Linked DNA regions of Homo sapiens: regions 2 and 3 are each linked to region 1. Evidence: chromatin contacts called from ENCODE Hi-C or POLR2A ChIA-PET data. All regions are on one chromosome and are shown on one strand. The core of a region is the stretch at or near the end of the contact, and the rest is flanking DNA. Distances in the headings are between cores, read along the strand shown.

What was found. A loop is a pair of places that touch in the nucleus more often than their neighbours do. ChIA-PET counts read pairs that join two places held with the same protein, here RNA polymerase II (POLR2A). Pooled maps may share reads with other maps.
Region 2: a loop to region 1 is called in a map of PC-3, with 8 times the contacts of the local background. The contact joins two enhancer-like sites. A Hi-C loop is called at or near these places in 1 of 168 maps with a recorded cell type or tissue (PC-3) and 1 of 50 pooled maps. POLR2A ChIA-PET finds 5 or more read pairs at or near these places in 4 of 52 experiments (Caco-2, GM12878, SK-N-SH and 1 more).
Region 3: a map of PC-9 shows a loop between it and region 1 (7-fold over the local background). The contact joins two enhancer-like sites. A Hi-C loop is called at or near these places in 1 of 168 maps with a recorded cell type or tissue (PC-9) and 1 of 50 pooled maps. POLR2A ChIA-PET finds 5 or more read pairs at or near these places in 3 of 52 experiments (BJ, CD8-positive, alpha-beta memory T cell and Caco-2).

What each region holds. Positions count from the first base shown.
Region 1 is chr2:200,256,297-200,261,187 of GRCh38, forward strand. No RefSeq gene overlaps it. Among named protein-coding and RNA genes, the nearest start is that of SPATS2L, 48 kb to the right of the region's middle. Within about 2 kb of position 2,760, at least 5 of the 41 ENCODE cell types and tissues checked have a DNase peak (open chromatin) inside an H3K27ac peak, as active enhancers do; they include PC-3 and PC-9, where a contact is called at or near this core.
Region 2 is chr2:200,074,648-200,079,538 of GRCh38, forward strand. All of the region lies in intron 1 of LOC124906112 (a long non-coding RNA gene), which reads right to left. Among named protein-coding and RNA genes, the nearest start is that of MAIP1, 120 kb to the left of the region's middle. Within about 2 kb of position 2,649, at least 3 of the 41 ENCODE cell types and tissues checked have a DNase peak (open chromatin) inside an H3K27ac peak, as active enhancers do; they include PC-3, where a contact is called at or near this core.
Region 3 is chr2:200,403,360-200,408,250 of GRCh38, forward strand. The region is part of intron 3 of SPATS2L (spermatogenesis associated serine rich 2 like); the gene reads left to right. It overlaps LOC101927741 (a long non-coding RNA gene), which reads right to left. Exons shown (of 7, transcript XR_007088047.1): 7 at 1-2,017. Among named protein-coding and RNA genes, the nearest start is that of SPATS2L, 99 kb to the left of the region's middle. RefSeq lists an enhancer at 2,001-3,200. Within about 2 kb of position 2,357, at least 11 of the 41 ENCODE cell types and tissues checked have a DNase peak (open chromatin) inside an H3K27ac peak, as active enhancers do; they include PC-9, where a contact is called at or near this core.

The DNA of each region.
Region 1 (4,891 bases), core at 1,510-4,009:
GCCTCTAGCAAGAAAACAAGATGCTGCCACAGATTTCAACTCAACTTGTTTTTCGTGGTCAGAAGAAATTCAAACATGATTATTAAAATAAAGATTTCAAGTGGAAAAAACAATAATGCTGAGCAACTGTGGGTTTAATCCCACCTCCTCCATGTGACACAGACCTGCCTTCAGTTTGTCCTCCAGCCCCCAGCCCCCCAGAAGACGAGGGGGTATCTACAGACCCACTTTATTTGGCTGGTGTCCATAATATGGACATCTGAGCCATTATGGCCAGCCCTCCCTTTTATTTCACCTCAGATATATTCTTCAGGCTTCAAGGGTCATGCATTTGAATGCGCGCCGCTGATACACCTGTTGGTTGCCCAAAGGTAATTTGTGCCATTCAGTGCAATCAGTTCACTGAGAAGTAGCTTTGTAATCAGCATAATGGTCCTCCAAAAATCCCACAGACCAAGGAAGGGTCAGGCCATGTAATTGAAGAGGATGCAGACTTGGGAGATTCACAGGAACTGAAGAATGACCTTGTTTTTGGTGAACTAGGGTCGATATCTACTTTGATCCTATAAATAAATCTATTTCTAAATCTATGCAATGCCCATAAATATTATAGATTGTTTCTGATGAAGTCAGAGAGAGAGGCAGAGAGAGAAAGAAGACAGAATAAAATGCTTTGCTATTAAGGATGATAAAAGGTATATTTATGGTCTTTCTCAGGAGATGTTTTTGGGTGCTTTTTCCTTTTTCTGTATTTATCAGGATAGATGCACTATGAAAAAATAATGCAATACATAAATTCTAGTTATATTAGCATAAAAATGAAAAGTAATCACAGAAAATGATTACAGTATAAGTATGCTTATAAATTCAATGTTTTTCTTTGTAAAAGATGTGGTGCATGATTTCCAGTGGAAAAAAACAACATGTTTATTTCATACCTTAAAGTGGACTTTTTTTTAACATAAAAAAGGGAAGAATACCTAGGATGCTTAAGGTAAGTTAATATAATTACAATTAGCCTGAGCAACTCTCCCTACTGCTCTGAAGCACTCACTAACATTTAACAGAAATGCCAGGTCTGATGGGCTAGAAAATGAGAATAGTAATATTCATGCTTGCTCTGCCCATCCCACAGGGTTATTCTAGAAGATAAAATGAGCCAGTAGTGTGTGTAATGCAGGTCCAACTCAGCACCAGCACAGAGACTTTTCTTTCCCTTCTATCCCAGCACTCTGGTCATCAAGACCCAACACCATCTGTGTGTGGAATGAGGGGTACAAGCGTCAAGTCATTGAAAAGGATTCGCATCCACACAAGAGTTTGGATGAAGCTTAGCAAAGCCTCAGAGATGTGCCAGCTTTCTTCCAATGGGCAATCCAGAAGCCCTGTGCAGGCAGCTGTGGATGGAAGGAATATTCCCCGGGTGCTGAGCCAACAGCTAACATGTCTCCTACTCCAGACTGACCTGTGGCGCCACCTCGTAGTGTGACAGTGAGAGGAAATAAAAGATCAGCATTTTTAAGATTTCATCTAGAAAAAGATGTACACTTTTGTCCCTTCAGTTTCTCCCTCTCCCCCACTTTATCAATGGCCTTCTTTCATTACTGGCCCAGTTTCCAGGTTCCCTGAGGCAGAATCGGGTAAATGGATAAGACAAAAACAAGATCAGAAAGGTGAAAGGCAGTCGGGAGGCGCCCTGAGGACTAGGGCCACCGAGGCTGAGACTTGGAGAAGAGAGCTGATCAGAAAGTGAAGAGGAGCCATCAAGAAAGGGAGAAGCTCTGGATCGCCTGGTGAGGAACCGAGTCCCTCAAAGACGTTTCTACAGGTTGTAAACTGAATCACAAAGTAAAATCATGGGATCACTGGAAGATAAAAGTTCTTTCAAAAATGCAATTAAAGATGTGAATGGCTCTTTGATTGCTTTTGGATGCTAGACTGAGTTTCTTTGGATGATACACTGAGCAGCCCTGGGCCACGGGAGGCTGTGGTGTTTGTTCAGGTGTTTATTCAGGCTCTCTGGCCAGGGTGTCTTTTCATGGCCTCTACATTGTCTGAATGGTAACATTTCACTGACAAAACTCAAACGATCACTCTAGTAAGATTTTAGTAATGAGGCCTACCTAATGTGCCCCCAAAAATTCCTATAACACAGCTAGAAACTCTTTCAGATCCCCACAATGGTGTGGAAGGCAAAATATTCTGTTTTCTGCATGAAAGTGGGGGTTTCTCAGGATACAAAGTGCAAGATAAGCCAGTAGAAATTAATATGGTACTCATGAGTCTTCTTTATTTCCAGGTACAACCATAGACTTTTTTAAACTTTAGCTAAGTCGTCCTTTATACTTCTCCCAAGGATATAGTAAGAGAATATGTTAGATTACCATTTGTATCTGCAGCAATTGTGCCATATTGAACATTTTATTACAATAAGCAATATTATCACAAGGCTGGTGTATCAGGGTTCTGGACACCTCATGGCCCCGTCAAGTTGTCACATAAAATTAACCATCACAGCTGGATTTATAAAATTATAAATAAAGCCGTATTCTCATTCTATAGAATACAGCGTAAGACACACCTCTGCTTGTTAGCCTGAGAACCAACCAGGAATTCATCTTTTGGGGCAAGGGCATACCTGGAGTTGAGGGATTCCCCTCACAGATATTTTCCTGTCTCTTCTGAAGGGCCAGTCTTCTCGGGAGTTGAAGTGAGTGGTTGCTAAGTGTGGAGTCAGCAGTAGACTGGGAACAGGAGGGCAGAGGGCCTGGCAAGAGCCCATGGGGGTTTCCCGGGGTTTCCAAAGAGGCTTCCAGTTGGGTGTCCACCAGATCACACCCACAGAAACCACTTCTTCCCTCCAGAAACTTCCCAGACCTCTTACCACCACACAAGGGATTTAAGAACTGAACAATCTTTTGGGGATGTCCAGTAAAGGGAATGGTGAGGCGGCTCCAAAAGGAAACAAAGGGAGTGTTTAGCTGGTTGGTGAGCTCAGGTATCAGTCCCAGAGAGCCGATTTCTCTGCTTTGCTTTGTCTGTTAGTACTCATTTTGCTTTGCAACCAGAAACACATTTCAGTTTGAAATTGTACCCAGGCTGCACCCTCCCTCTCCGACGTTAGGGTGCACCCACTCTTCTCAGGCCCAATCAGGCAGCGATGTGCCTTGCATCCAGACAAGGAGTAAATATCATTCTGGAGCCCTCAGTGAATATCATTCTGGAGTAATAGCTTCTTCATAATAAGGACTTACAAGTAACTCATTACCTCCTCACCAGCCAAAAATACTCATTTCTCCAGGGCACATCTACAAGACGGTAAGTAAATACGGGAGGAAAGAAGTGCTTTACAAGGACATACGCATTAATTTCTTTTCATGGAAACCGGTTTGACAAACTGATAGTTCTGCCCTGATTCTTCAGTGGGTGCATTCCTGGTTGATTAACTCTCAAAACAAACAAGATGTTGGCATGCTAACTAGTTGCCCGGTCCCCAAGGTAGAACTAATTTCTCTTTCTCTCTTTATTGCTTGGCATGCATTGTACATCTCTTCTGGTTATAGGTCTTGTGGTGTAATTATTTAGGTACACATCTTATCTTCCTCACTATGTTGTAAGCTCCTTGATCTTTGTGATGATTCATCTTTACACCTTGCACAGCACTTAGTACAGGGCTTCCCTTTCAGTAATCGCTCTATAAATATAAGCAATGTAAAGATAATGTGTATTTGCCATGCAAAAGCCAATTCATACATACTGAGCAGCCTTTAAGTACCCAGCATCGTGCTGTCCCTGTGAAAGGACATGGTTTCCAACAAGCAGAGAGACACTTGTAACAACATGGATGAACCCGAGGATGTTATGCTAAGTGAAATAAGCCAGACACAAAAAGAAAAATACTATATGATCGCATGTAAATGCAGAACCTTTTTCTAATAAAAACAGTTGAATAAATAGAAACAGAGTCAAATGGTAGTTACCAGGGGCAGAAAGGGAGAGGAGATTGGGAGAAATAGGTCAAAGAGTACAAATTTGCAATTATGTAGGATGAATAAGTCTGTAGATGTAATGTACAGCATGAAGACTACAGTTACAAATATTGTATTATATACCAAAAGTTTGCTAAGAGAGTAGATTTTAGCTGCTGTTAACACACAGACACACAAAAGGTAACTATGGAAGATGATGGATTTGTTTGACTATAGTAATTATTTCACTGATTATATGTGTATCAAAATATGTTGTGTACCTTAAATATATACAATAAGAAATACATTTTTAAATAAATAAAATATGATCATTCTAGTGAAATGACAGTTACTTGCACACAGAACAACTAGATATTACATGTAGACATTATTAGTGAGATACGTTCTGTTTCAGTTAGTGTTTTCTTGAGTTTAGTGCAAAGATAAATACTAAAAATTATTCAAAATAAGGGATCCAATATTATACAATACATAGGCTCTAAAAATATTCCTGTAGTGCACTGAGAAGTACCAATATATGTGTAGGAAAATAAGTTAGCAAATATAACTTAACAAGCAAGATAATTCTATTTTGGTAGAAACTATATTCATTAAGAATGAGGGTTTTAACCTGATTTTAAAGTTCTTTTATAAGACAAGCAATAATAGCAGGAAAAACCCTTTTAGAAACTTTACATGTTTAAAAAAAAACACAAGCAAGGTTAGGAGGAATAAAAACTCCAAAAAAAGGATAAATATGTGTGGAAGGGGTAGTATTACCAGATATTAAAATATATTATAAAGCCTCTATAATTAAAACTGTGTGGATTTGGTACATGAAGAGATTGATGACACACCAGTGGAAAGAAACAGAAAATGTAGAAATCGAATTAGTTTCATGTAAGAATTTAAAGTTTGATAAA
Region 2 (4,891 bases), core at 1,399-3,898, 180 kb before region 1:
GGCTCATTTAAGTAGTTAATGAGCTAAGGCACTGATTGAGATAGATGTGTTTATTGCTGCCTCACTAATAAGAAACAAAATTTTATACCGTGTGTGTGTGTGTGTGTATGACATACTTATGATATATATGTATATAATTATCATGTAGATATTTAATCAGTATGTATGTATATGTTATGTATACTGCTAGTATGTATATATTAAGTACATAGTATATATGTATTTAAGTAGCATGCATGTATATTATGTATATAATATATATGTTATGTAGATACTGTGCATGTATACATTATGTATACTAGTATTTGTGTATATAATATATGTATTCTATTAATAGTATGTATTAGTAAGCACTTTGCTGAGTAATATCCATTGAGTTCCTTATCTAATCCTCATAATTAGGAGTTAGCTATTGTTATTTCCTCCACTTTACAGATAAGGAATTGAGACTTAAAGTTGTGAGATGCCTTTCCCAAGGTAAATAATTAGGAAATGACAGAACCTGTCTCTAGTAGTGTCCTTGCTCTTAACCCAATGATTATCACTGCTGAAGAACATATACTAAAATGTTAACAGTGGCTATATCTGGGGGGAAGATAACATTTGATTAAAATATGCTTTTCTGGATTTGTTGAATTTTCTCCAATGAACACATATGACATTTGTAATAGGAAGCCTGCTCCCCCCTCCCACCAATAAATTTTATAAAGAGACAATCACACCAGTTTCTTAACTGATTGAAAATGCAGGGCTATTATTTTTTAAAAGTCAACATTAAACTATGATAATATTATTGCCTAATATTTTGTATATTGCTTTATAAAATACAAATTATGTTCACATGCATTTCTCATTGAGTCTTTCCAATCTCTGTGGATTAGAAAGGTACATATAATGAGGTATTATTATCACCCCTTTTGTTTGTCAAATGAAGATGAAAGAATCAATTCACTCTCCGCTCTCATAAAATCATGAAAAAAACTAGCTTGACTTCAAGCTTCCTAGGGACTGGGGCTGCATCTGAAATGCCCTTGCAGCTACATCTCCAGCCCATAGCACAGAACTTACCACATAGTAGGTGCTAAACAAAATCTGAAAGAATGAAATCTAGTGCCTTACTCTTGGTCATGTCTTCTACCCATTGACCTCTAACTCTGGCCAGCTGAAATGTAATCTTTTTATTTGTACTCTCCAGTTAGGACTTTAAAAAGTTTGTTTTCTTAGACACCACCCTTAAAAGGGATTACACACAAAAATGGAGGAGTTGCAGAGAGGCATTTTAGCATTTGTGTGTGTGTGTAGTAAAATATACATAATAAAATTAACTATACTGTACAATTCAAGGGCACTTAGTAAATTCACAATGTTATGCAACCATCACCATGATCTAATTCTAGAACATATGCATCACCCCCGAAAGGAAACCCATGCCCATTAAGCAGTCACTTCCCAACTCCCCATCCCCTCAGTCTCTGGCAACCACTATACTGCTTTCTGTCTCTATGGATTTGCCTCTTCCAGATAGTTCACATAAATAGACTCACACAATATGTGGCTTTTTGTGTCTGGCTTCTTTAACTTAGCATAATACTTTTGCGGTTCATCTGTGCTGTGACATATTTCAGTATTTCTTTTATTTTCATGGCCGAATAAAGTCCATTGGGTGGATATTCCACCGAATCATTTTCTAAGGGGAGAAACAGGTCCTAGTATGAAGAGAGGTTTGCCCAAGGAAGAGGAAGTTCACTCAAGCTTGCCTTCACTTGGACCTTCCAACTCAAGAAGTTTGTTTCAGGAAGATACTGAGGAGTTATTCTCCATGTCTGTGGAGAACAAAATGAAAGGAAATCCATGGAGGGCAGAAGAGATTCTTGACTGAGCATAAGGGAGAAGTTCCTGATGATCTGGGCAGTTAAACCAAGAAACCCAATTGGGACCGCCGACCTTGAGAAAGAGAAGGGTCATCCCTTCATTCCAGATCAGTATTTGTGGGGCATTTACCACCTAGAAGCATAGGACTAGGCCAGGTGACACTTCAAAATCATTCTCACGCTGTAATTCTAGGATCATGGGAAGGAAAACTTAAAGGATTGAAAAGTAAATCACAGAGAGTTTGTGAAGATAGAAAACTGACCACTTAGGTAACTGCATAAATAGCTTAAAATTACATAAATTGGCTATAATGTTGGAAAGGGGCATGTGACATTCTAACAGAAAAACAAATTAGCTAATGGAATAAAACAGCAATTGATGGCATTGATTATAATTTGTAGTGCAAAGAAAAAGGTCAACTCATCTCCTGAATTTTATTTGGGTTAATGATAATTATGTTTAGGTAAAAAGAAATGAAAATCCTAATTGCAAGATAATGTCAGCTCTTTAGAGAACATTTTGTGCCCAACCTAAAAGAGATAGATAGAGAAAGAGAAGAAAGCACAATTATTATTTCCTTCATTTCAAACCCAAGTTAATATAAATTATCTGGAAGGAAAAATTATCTGTGCAGATGTAAAATATTATAAATTCTCAAATAATTAGACTTAGATATCTTAAGAAAAACACTCACCAGTGCTTTCAAACCAGTTTTAAGTCCTAATCCTTGTATGCTTAAATAAACATTGCACACACAGATGCAGTGTGTGAAGCAGGCTCTGCTTTAAGAGGGGAAAGATTACATTTCTGTGTTTACCCAAGAGCTGACTAAAACACATTCCATTTGGCTGGGACACACAGAAATTAGTTTGAGAAACTGGAAAGGGAACTTTATGTGTTTTAACATAACAGACTGAACGTGGTGTATATTTTACAGATATCATGAGAAGTTTCTCTCCTCCACCTTTTACTGAGCCATCAAAGAGGCAATTGTGTGAACGAAATAACACAGTAACATGTCACATTCCATTTACATCGATTTATCAAATCCAGGAAGAAGCCTTCGCACTTTCCGGACTAGTGATCAGCACTAGGCCAGTATGAAAAGCTGAGAAATGGAGAGTTTTCAAGGAAAATACACATTAAAAATAAGTACCAAAAAATCATTTTTTTTTTGCACATACTTTTACTTTTATTGACTTAGGTTTTGAAAAGTTAGTCTAGGGTAGCAACATGACTTTTGGGGGCCTTAGGCACCTTTACTTTGATGGATCCCATTCTTCATTTAAAAAATATTAAAAATTATATTCTATGACTGCATTGGTATAGAGATGAATATAATCCAGGGTGGTTTTATTCTTATATATTCACTATTATTCAATTCAATAGTTTCTCCTGATTTTCAAAGAAATGAAAATAAAACCATTTTCATGGGCCCCTAGAAATGTTGTGGGCTATAAATCTGTGTCTGCTGTGCCTGATGGATACATCAGCCCTGAGTCAGCCAGTACGCAAATAGCCCATATGGTGAGCAGAGGTCTGGACTAGGCCCAGGGGCAATGCAAAGAAGTGTAAGATGTAACATAAAATGCAGCTGAATTGAGGAAACTTACATTCAGAGAGGGATAAGGAGCTAAAGATTGATACGAGACACTGGAAATTACGGGGTAGATGGGAAGGATAGACAGGGGTGAAGGTGAAGGGTGAAAAAGATGAAGGTGGCAGATTATGTAGGAGGTTATTGCTGTATCCAAATTAAAGTTTTAAGGACTTGAGTGAGCTTGACGACAGTGAAAATGGTTAATTAAGAAAGAAAAAGACTTGAGAGAAAGGACATAAAGAACAAGGAAGGGGAAGAAGTCACCAACGATGCTGTGGTATTAGATGGCATCTTATGCCTCAATTCTTAAAGGTTTTATGTCACATTATTATGATTTTCTTACATGCTGGCCTTCAATATTTCATTTAAAATGTTCTCTCTTTATTTCCTGTTCCCACAAAAAGACATAGCCAGACTTATAAGTATAATTAAAATGTGACTTCAATTGAGCTATGTGACCATGTTTCCATCTTGTTCTTAGCAGCCATCTCATTCCCTCCCTACCCCCACCCCCAATACTCTGCATTTGTCAAAATCAGAAGTGCATTTTAAAAGAAGATTGGTTCAAATTCATGTATCTGGCCTTTTAAAACTGTGTCAGCCTGGTCAAAATGTCCTTGCCACCCAACACATTCTGGGCCGTTCCCTAGTAACAGATACTGAAGAGATGACCCATTTGAGTGGAAATTGAAATCAGCATTTCGATACTATTTTTGGTTTGGTTTCAAAGCCATGTGCTCCTTCCTCTACAACTGGCACCAAGCACAGTGGTAGCTTGTAGTACTTTGGAATAACTTTCCAAATATTTTTAGTGTTTTCTCTCTGAAAATATGAATGTTCCAAAAAAGGGAGACGAGTGGAAAACCCAGACCCAGGAGATGCTCAGAGATGCATTCAATATGACCAATTATTTAGGGACCAATTCCCCAGACCCTGTTTTAGAAAATTCATCTATGATAAAGATGGCACATGCATCAAAGAGCCTATAGCCACCGGAGAAGAGAAGCAAGCAAACCAGATGATGACAACATGATGCAGTATGTATTCCTGTGGAGCAATATATATGCTTGGGATGCAACAGAAACACAGAGGGAGTTTGCCTAATCGCTGAAAGGACTGAAAGATGAAAATGACCCAGAAAGGTTTATAAGAAGAGGTGGTAGTTAGGCAAATACTGTTAGTTGTGTATTTAATATTTACTCTTGTCCTTATTAACATGATGGCAATTTTTATTCAGTGTGGCAATATGCTCAGCTGAGAGATTATATTTTTCAGCCTAATGAACATATGACTACGTTTTGACTAGTGAGAGGTAAATGGGCATTTTGATGAGTTTTCCATGAAGGCTCCTTACAGGGAGAAACAGACAGAACTCTTTCTTTTTCCTTTCCTTTCTTCTTCCTTCCTACCTGGAATATG
Region 3 (4,891 bases), core at 1,107-3,606, 150 kb after region 1:
ATAAAGATGGAATTGTGGAGAACACTTTAGTTCTTTTTAAAAAGCAAAGGGCTGGACTGCAGAAAAGGGGTTATACTTACACACCAGCAAGCAGCACTGGGACCACATACTGGCAATGTCTAACATCCCTTCTCTGAGCATGTCCTTATCATTGACCTCTCTCATCTTCTAATTCTCTTTAACATCTGTTCTTTCTTGTCCCTTAGCCTTTCTCTAGTGTTCCAATTCATCCTCCCCCTTCATAGACCACAGATGCCTTCATCAGACACCTTAGTGATACTCAGCCCCTATGTTTCTGAGCCCTAAAATCTACCACTACATTTCTTACAGTTCAGTTTGTAACTATGGATGATTGCTTTGCTCCTGCTTCTGGCTTGTTGAGAATTGCTGGGGAAAGCCATGCCGATCGGCACCGTAACAGATCTGTGCAGTCCAGCACCATGGACCCACAGGCCTGCTCAGCATTCCATCATTCATCAAGGTCATTTCCTATCTCATTTCCATAAGGGCAGCTCTAAACCTTTCTCCACTTTTTAAGCCCCAAAGCGAATTCTAAAACTCTCACGCAGAGGAATGGTTTCCATAAATTTTCCCCTTCACAATCTGAAATTTTTATTATGTCTTCACTCTCACTTCTCCTTTTCTCCTTTCTCTGAATTCTTAGAAAAACAGAAGAACCTCCCTTCCATTCCACATGGGTTTTGATGACGTTTCTCTTATTTCCAGTGGAAGCTTGTTTCATAATTTATCTCCTCTCTTCCCCTCTTCTAATTCTTTCTCACTGCCATCTCCTTCCCTCTATCAGTGAACACGCTCAGCACTTTGGGGAGATTAATTGTGCAATGACTGTTTTAAGACAGATTGGAGAGAGGAGAAACCAAGCCAGAGAATCCCATTAGGAGGCCTTTTCCAGAGTCCAGGTGAAAGATAGGGGAACCTGTCTGGGTTAATGAAAGAAAGAATAGGGAGCAGGTAAGATTCAGAGAGAACGTTGTTACCAGAATGATGTGCTAGTTATTTATGACTTTGCCTTATTTTCCTTACTCTTTTGTCAGCTCGTTGGATGCAAAGATTGTGTGAGATTCATTTCACTTTCCCTCACAAAATGTGGCTTGAATGAGTGAATGGCTAGAATTCCCCCAAACCTTTGTGGAGAGGGTTGCCATCTGGAAGGTATATTTTTTTAAAAGGTAATAGTTGGTGGGATAGGGAAAGACATCTCCTTATAAGGAGGGAGGAAGAGAAGTGTAGGCCTTTGTTTCTCAAAGTGTGGTCCATTGCATTCATTTCCAGTTGCTGCTGTAACAAACTGCCACAACTTCAGCAGCTTAAAACAACACACATTGATTATCTTCTAGTTCTGGAGGTCAGAAGTCCGAATGGGTCTCATTGGGCTGAACTCAAGGTACTGGTTCTGGAGCCCTGGGGAGAATACTCTTCCTTGCATTTTCTAGCTGTTAGAAGCTGCCTGCATTCCTTGGTTCGTGGCCCCCTTTCATCTTCAAACCCGGAGAGGCTGGCCAAGCCTTTCTCTCATTGCATCACTGTCCCATTGACTCTCTTCCATCTCCATCAAATTATAAGGACCCTTGTGATTATACTGGACCCACTGAGATAATCCGGGATGATCTCCCCATTTGAAGGTCAGCTAATTAGCAACCTCAATTCCATCTGCAAATTCAGTTTGCCATGTAACCTAACATGTTAACAGGTTCCAGGGGATAAGGCCATGGACGTCTTTGAGGGGCCATTATTCTGCCCACCACATCCCTGGACAAGCAGCATTTACATCAGCTGGGAGCTGATTAGAAATGTAGAATTCAGGACCCACCCCAAGCCTCTGAATCAGAATCTTCATCCCAATCAGATCCCCAGGTGATCAGAATATATTTTAAAGTTTGAGAAGCCACAACTAGAATGTTTCTAAGATCCTCTCCACTTTTACTTCCCATAATTCTATAAAAACTGCATTTTTTTCCATCTTCAAATCTGCATTATTCTTTCTCTTCCTGGTTTCCTGCCAAAAAAAAAAAAAGTTAGTTTTGATTTGTACCCCTGGTGTTAATTCCCCAAAAGTCAGCCAAGTAGAACATGACAGCACCTCATGCATATTTTTTGCTGGCAGGAAGTAGATGTTAGAAAAGGCAATTAAATTATGGAATTATCCATGATGTGAAGGTACTGGTCTGCAAAGAGTATTTTCTTCCCCAAGAAAATTCATAGGAAAACTACCTCCATTACTGTGTAGATAATATTAGTGGCCCAGCAAGTGAAGCAAAGCATACACAGATGAGCTGTTTTTAAGGCATCTCTGAATGGCTCAGCATTTGAGAAATGTGACCAAAGCTGATTATAAAACTCCTTTCAAAGTTGCAGGAACGGCAAACCCATAAATAACTCCAGTTCCCATTGGTGTGAGGAGGAGGTTGCTGGCTGCTTGATTGCTGTCCTTATCATAGGGGATAAGGTTAAGCTCACCTCCAAGATTGCAAGCTTCTCAAGGAAAGAGCCAGCCATATGCTCTGCCTGGCACCCAGGAGGCACTCCATACATTTTGGGCTTGAATCCATTAAGCTTTTTAATAGTGTGTAATACTTAATTCTTAATTAGAGATGCACTTAAAAATGGATAAATAAAACTAGAATATGTCAGTAACCATCTTACTAGACTCCCTGCTTCCTTTTACTCATTCAGTGAGTCATCCCTTTTACAAACATTTATGAATCATCTACTGAATGCCACCCATTGTTCTAGACCCTGTGGATATAAAGATATGCTCCCTGTCAGTAGAGCAGGAAGTCACATAAGTAAATAATGGTGGCAATGTCAATGCTGGAAGAAGTGTGTGAGCAAAGGTCTCAGGCCTCTCTTCTCCCAGCTGTCATGTACATTCTAATGGGACTTATATTTAAAATCTTCCTTTTCTCACCTTTGCCAATCGGGATTATTTAGCTTTATTATTTTTATTTCCAGCCCCGGCTATTAATGTTGCCTCCAGGCACACCATACTTGCTCTAGAAAATGAAACCCTCTCAAACTAGCACAAGTTTAAAAAAAAAAAAAAAAAAGAGGTTATTATTATAAAGGTCTGGCAGCGTCTCATGAGACTTCAGGAAAAGTTAAAGGAGCAGGAAGGAGAGAAAGTGAGGCAGTTGCAAGTCCAGCCTCTCTTCATCTGCACTCCAGCTTCTCTCCCTTTGTGTTGAATAGCTCAGACCTTCAAGGCAGAGGGTCTAATTGTTTCACTTTGTCTTTTCTAGCCAGGCCACTTCCTGACCACTGTAATTCATTGTCACTGTGTTCTGATTGCTTCCTTCATAGCACTCACTTAGCACAAGTTGCAGTGATATATTTTAATTTCTGTGTTTATATCCGTTTCCCTCTCTAGTTTTGGCAGTGACCATATCTGTTTTGTTACTGCTGTATCCAGCCTCTAGTGCAGTGCCTGATCATAGTAGACATTTAGTAAATAATTAAATGAAAGAAGAAGAGGGGGTAAAACCATGTTAACCACCCTAAAGATAGACTTTCTCATTGTACCAGTTACACCATAGAGAAGGGAAAAGTGGGGACAGAGTCTTGGGTCCACTGACCCCTTAGCAAGTCTGTGGAGGTAGGAGGTTCTCTAAGAAGAAGGGTAGACAAGGTAGTCTCCCCCAAATACGTCTTGACCAACATTCAAGCCACATGGTCTTTCCACTTCAAAGCCACACCTGGAAGGACCCCTTAATGCAAATGCTCCCACTTTTTTCTTTTTAAAATCTATTGAGTAGCTAATATATGCCAAATTCTATATGAAACACTTTACAGGCATCATCCCTTTCCATTTTTACATAGGCTCTAGAAGATAATATCCTCATTTTACAGCTACAGAACCAAGTTTCAAAAATTTAAGTGGTTCACCCAAGGTCATAGAGCTAGCATGTAGCAGAAGCAAGATTAGAACATAGGTCTGTCTAACTCCAGCGCTCCTTCCATGACATTTGGCTCTCTATAAAGTACTCACCCTTACTCAGCAAAGTTAATTCCTTCTCTGTAGCACCACAGTACCCTGTTCATAAGGACAGTACAACACTTACTACCTACTTTTATTGTAGACATTTCTGGCTCCACTGCTAAACTGTGCCTCCTTACAGCAGAACTGTATCTAGTTTTTCTTTGTATCCTCAGCTCCTGTCATTTAATGGGGGCTCAACCAATGTCTGTCTGCTAAGCTGAGCCTTGGAAGGATAGACAGGCAGTTACTGTGCTTTTTCATATTTTTAAAACTCCACAAAATACCATGAGTACCTTATTCTACAGAATTAAAATTGTAAGAATGTAAAAATCTCATAAATATTCCTCCAGTCTCTGTTATTGAAATTTAAAGAACATATATATGTTCTCCCTACCCATATTATGCTTAATGACATCAATCAAGTGAGACCTGCCCACTGTTATCATGAGTGGTAGATGCAGAGTGCTGGGATGGTCCACACAAGATGGTGGAGTCTTCCTTTGACTCAGAGCAGCCGCCTGGTGTAGCTATAAGTTGGCATTCTCTCACTCAACAAATATGTATTAAATACCTACTACATGCACCGTATTAGTCGCTTGTGAATGGGCATGGTGATTATCCAAAAATGGCCAAGATGAGGATTCTGCCCTCACGTTGCCTACCATCTGGGAGACACGACACACACACAAATACTGGAGCTATAAAGGAAAAGGGGCTAAGACACTTGCTGACCAAGGGCTGCAGGAGTTGAGGCAAAGGTGACCTCTGGCAGGGGGTATGGAGAAGGATTTCATGGAACACATGGCATTTCACCTGGAATGTGCAATTCAGACATATCTTGGAAAAGCCCGGCCTGGGGGTGGGGGTTCAAAACTGGGCATGGGGAGCTTGTCT